Linked DNA regions of Homo sapiens: region 2 is linked to region 1. The links are chromatin contacts, found by Hi-C in ENCODE. All regions are on one chromosome and are shown on one strand. Each heading gives the region's core, a stretch centred on a gene start or an enhancer-like site at or near the end of the contact. The rest is flanking DNA. Distances are from core to core; before and after follow the strand shown.

Evidence for each region. A loop is a pair of places that touch in the nucleus more often than their neighbours do. Pooled maps may share reads with other maps.
Region 2: a map of CD4-positive, alpha-beta memory T cell shows a loop between it and region 1 (22-fold over the local background). The contact joins the promoter of EXOC8 here to the promoter of IBA57-DT in region 1. A Hi-C loop is called at or near these places in 1 of 168 maps with a recorded cell type or tissue (CD4-positive, alpha-beta memory T cell), 1 of 37 single-sample maps with no recorded cell type and 6 of 50 pooled maps.

The regions. Positions count from the first base shown.
Region 1 is chr1:228,163,860-228,166,904 of GRCh38, forward strand. It overlaps IBA57-DT (IBA57 divergent transcript), which reads right to left and starts at 1,653. Exons shown (of 2, transcript NR_103540.1): 1 at 1,615-1,653; 2 at 227-633. It overlaps IBA57 (iron-sulfur cluster assembly factor IBA57), which reads left to right and starts at 1,945. Exons shown (of 3, transcript NM_001010867.4): 1 at 1,945-2,298. The coding sequence starts at 1,958. LOC124904534 (a long non-coding RNA gene) reads left to right here. Exons shown (of 2, transcript XR_007066913.1): 2 at 291-1,323. RefSeq lists an enhancer at 1,530-2,432 and a silencer at 1,537-2,576.
Region 2 is chr1:231,336,260-231,339,304 of GRCh38, forward strand. EXOC8 (exocyst complex component 8) reads right to left here and starts at 1,593. Exons shown (of 1, transcript NM_175876.5): 1 at 1-1,593. The coding sequence starts at 1,486. It overlaps SPRTN (SprT-like N-terminal domain), which reads left to right and starts at 2,034. Exons shown (of 5, transcript NM_032018.7): 1 at 2,034-2,345. The coding sequence starts at 2,125. RefSeq lists enhancers at 895-1,770, 1,318-1,367, 1,408-1,467, 1,771-2,645, 2,048-2,247 and 1 more and a silencer at 1,028-1,197.

The DNA of each region.
Region 1 (3,045 bases), core at 403-2,902:
CCCTCATCCTCCACCATCACCTGGTGACGTCTGATCACCCTGCCTGCCTAGAGCAAGGACCCTGTGAGGTGGGTTTAGCCAGACCCCTCAGCCCTGATGTCTCCTTAGTCATTCCCACCCACAGACCCCACGCTGCTCCTCGGCTTCTCCACCCTCTGCCCTGCTGTGTTGGGGTTGAGCTCCATCTCCCCCAAGGCCGCCAGGCAGGGCCCCACACCACATGATGCGCCTTGGTGCAGTCTTCCTCACTGATGTTACTACGCATCATGAGGAATTTTTTTATTCAACAGATACAAAGACCTCTGCTTGCTGGGACTCTGCACCATAAGGACACATTGAGTAAGTCTTCTTTGGTGCTTTGAGTGGAGGGCAGTGGAGAGGGGAATGTCAACAGGGTGCATGGGCCCCAGGAGGCCAGCAAGGCAGGGATGGCTTGGACCAGGGCAGTCAGACTCTAGGGCTGAAGGCTGCTGGGGCCACCTTGTAGATGTGTCACCTACTACCAGGGAAAGTGGCCACTGTACAGGGCTGCTCAGCAGGGGGTATGGGACATCACTCCTCGAGAAAGCACGGTGGGGTGGATATGTCATAGCAGTGTGTGGTTCCTGCCTAAATTGTCCTCTGTGAGTTCAGCTGTGAAGAGAGGACGAGAGTTATTGGAAGGACGTCCTGTGGTCTGGAAGGACGTCCTGTGGGAGGACAGGCTGGGCTCCAGGGGAGCTTGGAATCCTGCACTGAAGAGGACTATAGACACATGATGGGGGTGACCCTGGCCTGAAAAAAGCAGAAGTTACCAAGGATGTGATTTGAAGCTGTGATTGTGTCTCATCATGTCACACTGATTAGGGGTGCGGAGGGGTTGTGGGCTGGATGGTGCCTGTCCTTATCCGTGGAGACACTTGGGGATGGAGCCTCCTGCCACCTGCAGCTGAAGTCCCAATGGTCCAGCAAATGAAAAAAATGACACAACAGCCACACGTGGACGCTGGCGAACTGGTAGGAAAGAGGAAGCGGCCGGGTGCGGTAGCTCACGCCTGTAATCCCAGCACTTTGGGAGGCCAAAGCCGGTGAATCGCTTGAGCCTAGGAGTTTGAGACCAGCCTGGACAACATGGGGAGACCATTTCTACAAAAAAAATACAAAAATTAGCTGGTGTGGTGGCTAGCGCCTGTAGTTCCAGCTACTCAAGAGGCTGAGGAGGGAGGACTGCCTGAGCTCTGGAGCTTGAGGCCAGCCTGGGCAACATAACCAAGACCCTGTCTTTACAAAAAATAAAAATAAAAATAAAAATAAAAATAAAATGCTGATACATGCTAGACCGTGGATGGACTTTGAGAATACTATGCTGAGTGAAATAAGCCGTCGCAAACGACAAATCCCGTAGGATTCTGCTCCTGTGAGGTCCCTAGAGGAGGCACGCTCATGGAGCCAGAAGGTACAATGGGAGCTCCAGGGCCTCGGGAGTGGGTGTTTAACAGGGAGTTTCAGGTTGGGAGGATGAAGAGGTTCTCGAGATGAGTGACGGTGCCCGACATGGGTGGGTGAAAACGAGGAAGGCCACCGAATGGGACATGGGATGGCGCTTAAGAGGCCGGCAGAAACCTCGTTACCTACCGAGGGTGGAGCCTGCGTGCTGACGGATAGGCCGAGTCCCCGCCCCGAAACACACCCCGCGCACGATGCTCCGCCCCACACGCATGCCCCACCCACCCAGCAGGCACGCTCGCCCCGCCCGCCCCTTCCAGCTCGGGAGGCCCTGCTCCTCACGCACGCACTCTCAGTCGGCCTCAACCGGCGCTGCTCCGCCCCTCAGGCACGCACGTTCCGTTCACCCCTCACGCACGCACTCTGCGCCCGCCCCTTCCCGCCTCCCTCCGGCGGCCACCGCCAGGGGCCGCTGTGGCACCCGCCCCTCCCGCTTCCTTGGGCCCTTCCCGCTGCCCCACTCTTGTCCAAGATGGCGACCGCGGCGCTGCTTCGAGGCGCCACTCCGGGGCGCGGCGGCCCGGTCTGGCGCTGGCGGCTGCGCGCGGCCCCAAGGTGCCGCCTGGCCCACAGCTCCTGCAGTCCTGGTGGCGACCCAACGGCCGGAGCGGCCTGGGCCTGCTTCCGGCTGGACGGGCGCACCCTGCTGCGCGTGCGTGGCCCCGACGCGGCGCCCTTCCTGCTAGGGCTGCTGACCAATGAACTGCCGCTTCCGAGTCCTGCGGCCGCGGGGGCCCCGCCTGCTGCGCGCGCGGGCTACGCCCACTTCCTGAACGTGCAGGGCCGGACGCTCTATGACGTCATCTTGTACGGGTGAGCGCGTGCTGGGAGGGCGCTCGGGGGCGGGCACCCAGGGGAGTGGCCAGGGACCGGCACCCAGGGACAGGGCGGGCGCCCGGGGCCTGCAGAGGGCGTGGGGGGTGGGCACCCGGGGAGGGCCGGGATGGGGTGGAAGCTCAAGGGTGGGTGGGCCAGCGACTGGCACTCAGGGTCAGGCACCCAGGAGATTCCACTTGGGATGGACACCCAGGGGAAGCTCACCCAGGGCCCAGCACCCGGGGGAGGGCACCCAGAGGAGGGCTTGGCTCAACACCCAGGGATGGGTCAGCGACTCATCCAGGGGAGGCCTGGGGGCCAGCCCACCATATCAGAGCAGAGGCGTCTCTAGGTGGGCACCTCCCAAGTGGGCCATCTGGTGACCCTTCTCCCTCCGCAGGGACAAGGGGTTCAGGGGCCCCGCCTGGTGGCAGAGCTGTGTTTCTGAGTGACAGCTTGTGGTGACACTCCCGAGTTCTGTTTACCTTGTGTTTCCCTGTGTCTCCCCATAGCTGGTCACATTGGCATTTGGCTCAGTCATCTGTGCTGACATCACGACTGTCAGTGATGTTCATGCCGGGTCAGGGCCTTGACTGCTTACAGCCTTGGGTTTCCCTTGCCCAGCTTCCAGGGACCTGGATCCCTGAAACCTCCGCCCGGTGGAGTGGATCTGGTTCGCGGCCGCCTGCCTGCTGTCCCTGCTATGGCGGACCCGGTTCTTGTTCTCTTCAGCTTACTCCTGTG
Region 2 (3,045 bases), core at 343-2,842, 3.2 Mb after region 1:
CTGATCTTGCCCAGACCACAAAGGCAGAGTAGCAGCCGCTGTCAGTGCCTGCAAAATCGATCTCAAATTCTCTTGCAGTCTCGAGAAGGCTGGTAAAGAAGACATGGCACAGCTTATGAATATAGAGTAAAGTGGCACCTTCGATGCGAAGCTGACGAATTGCAGTATGAACAGCGGCTGCCCTGTTTCTCAAAAATAGCTCACAGGCCTTCGTGCACTGGCCCAGCCGGATCAGTTGCGAAACTGCTCTGCGAGTAGCCTTCGGACCACCTCTCAGGGAACGATCTGGGGAGAGTTCGAAAACTAGCACCTCAGTGAGCTGTCGAACTCGCTCCTCCACTTTGGCCCTTAGTTCTTTTACAGGAGGTGGGCTAGGTTTATCTTCCAGGTAATGGTTCAATTTATCCAGCAGGTCAACCGCCCCTTCAAAGTCTCTCTGCGCAATGCAGACATCCAGGTCTTCAGGTAACTCCTGGATCCATTCCATGGAGAGGTCCACCTTCTCTTCCTCTACCTCAGGAACAGCTGGTTCTTCTTCTTCGTCATCCTCAAATGGGTTAGTGGCCTTGGAAGTCACTTGGGGTGGCCCTCGAGGGGCCGCTGCCTCCTCCTGCTCCCTTCGCCTTTTCTCACTGAGGGCCCTCTTGGTGTCCTCCAGCACTTCCAGCCACTCTCGTTTGATTTTAGCATTTTCGGCCTGGAAAATACGGCTCTCGGGGAACATAAGCAGCTTGAACATGTCCTTCATGGGCGGGTTGTCCTTGACATTGACTACGGCCAAACCATCTAGGGAATAGAGAGCGTTGTAGCGATACATCCCACGCCGCTGAGGCAGCCAGGTAGCCACCAACAAGCAATCGTTCATGAGAAAGCCGTGCACCCGCTGCAGTTGGGCCATGTGGTCCGCATCGTATTCCACTAGGTCCCCATTGTACACCAAGTACTGTCCCGGCGTCTCCAGCAGATGCCTGCAGCCTTCCACCTTCTCAAGCAGGGTGGTGAGAGTGCGCTGCTTTCCTTCCTCGCCTGGACCGGAGCCGTCGCGGGAGGCACCCCCGGGGGTGGAGAAAAAGCCGGCCTGGCCTCGGAGGTGGTCTCGGCCCCCCGCCCCACCGACTCCCTCCTCCCCTCCAGAGGCGGCGGCGGCTCCGGCGGCAGCAGCGGCAGGCAGCAACGTAAGCGGGATGCTCTCCAGGCTGCTTTTCTGCTCGGTCAGCAAATGGCTGAGCTGGTACATCTCGCTCTCCAGGTAGGAGATCTCGCGGGCCGTCTCTATGAACTGCCGGTAGTTCTGGTAGACGTTGCGCTTCAGGTTCTGCGCCGTCTCCTCCGCCAGCGCCTGGATGCGCTGCCGGTGCTCCTGGAGGTCCCGGTCCCCATCCGACTGCTGCGAGAGCTGCTTCACGTACAGCCGCGCCTCAAAACCCCCTGACTCCAGCTGCCGACGCAGGCGGCTCGCCCCACTGTCCGACATCGCCATCGCCATTTCTCTCCGGGTCTCACGCACTCACTGTCACTATCGGCGCCGCAGCCGCCGCGGCTGTCTAGACCCACCCAAGGCCAACCGAGCTCCTGGGCTGAGGAAGCAGGAATGGGAACGAGACGAGTACGCCTGCGCCGGGTCTGAGCGTCAGACACTGCGCCTGCGCAAGTGGGCCGAGCGCAGACATTGCGCCTGCGCAGCAATGCCATCGGTTAAAGCGCATGCGCAAGATGAGCTATTGCGGAAGTGAGGGGAGGGAGAGGCCGAGAGAAATTTCGGTACTGCGCATGAACCGAGCGTGACGTTGAGGTTTGAAATAACCGGCAAAGAGTAAAGGCTGAAACTAGCTTCCTGAAAGCTTCGTAGGGCCCGAGCCCTGTGAGCCCAGGTTCTGCGCCCACTAGGAGGTGTCATGCTGACTGCTTTTTTTAAAGCCCTAGAATCTTGGCTTCGGCGTTTGGGGTAAGCTCCGTTCTCGTTCTCAAGCGCGTTTCCGCGAACTCTCGCGGGATTGACGGGCCGTCTCGAGAGCCGGCATCTCCTAGGAGCTAGTCCTGGTCCTCGGCTAGGCGGCTTGGGGTCGCGGCGTAACTGGGGAGCCAGCCTGACGCCGGCGGACCCCGCCTGTGATCCTGGCAACGATGGATGATGACTTGATGTTGGCACTGCGGCTTCAGGAGGAGTGGAACTTGCAGGAGGCGGAGCGCGATCATGCCCAGGAGTCCCTGTCGCTAGTGGACGCGTCGTGGGAGTTGGTGGACCCCACACCGGACTTGCAGGCACTGTTTGTTCAGTTTAACGACCAATTCTTCTGGGGCCAGCTGGAGGCCGTCGAGGTGAAGTGGAGCGTGCGAATGACCCTGTGAGTTCCGAGCCCCGCTGGGGAAAGAGGCGGGACTGGCAGCTTTCCTGCAGCCCCCGGCCCTGGTTTTCTCTCCTTTCTCTAGTCCGACGGTCCCAGGGGGCGTTAAATGAGGGGAGTCTGGTTTTGGACCTGGCAATTCCTGCCTCGGCGTGTTTCTGTCTTCCTTACCTTTTCTCCCACTCGAACAATAAGAAAGCTGTGTAGACCACACCGCCACGGTTGGACTCAGGGCCGTAACAAAAAAGAGATTTTTATTTGAATCTCACTTCACTTGAAAATAACAAGTTCCTGATTTGCCTTATGATAGTGCTGTAGGACCCAGAAGGGAGAAGCAACCAAATCTGCACCTAAGAAAGTGCTGAGGACGCAGAGTAACTGCCAAAGGATGTGTGTTCTCCTCCTCTATTCCCGTTAGGAAACCCACTTTAGTTAGCTCGTGTGTTGCATTGGGGATCTTCAGTGATGCTTTTAAAACGATTCTTTTTCTACACGCTAAATTTCAGAAATCCCTATTTGAAATAATAATCTACTCCTGCACGTGAACAGGGTTAAGTTTAAGATACAGTTGTATCCCAGCATGCTTGTTTTTGAGTTGATAGAAAACAACCTACTGTCAAACAAATTAAGATATGATATTAAATTGTGTTTAAAGTACCAATTTCCTTTATACAGGCGTCTGTTATGATTTTGGAGATAT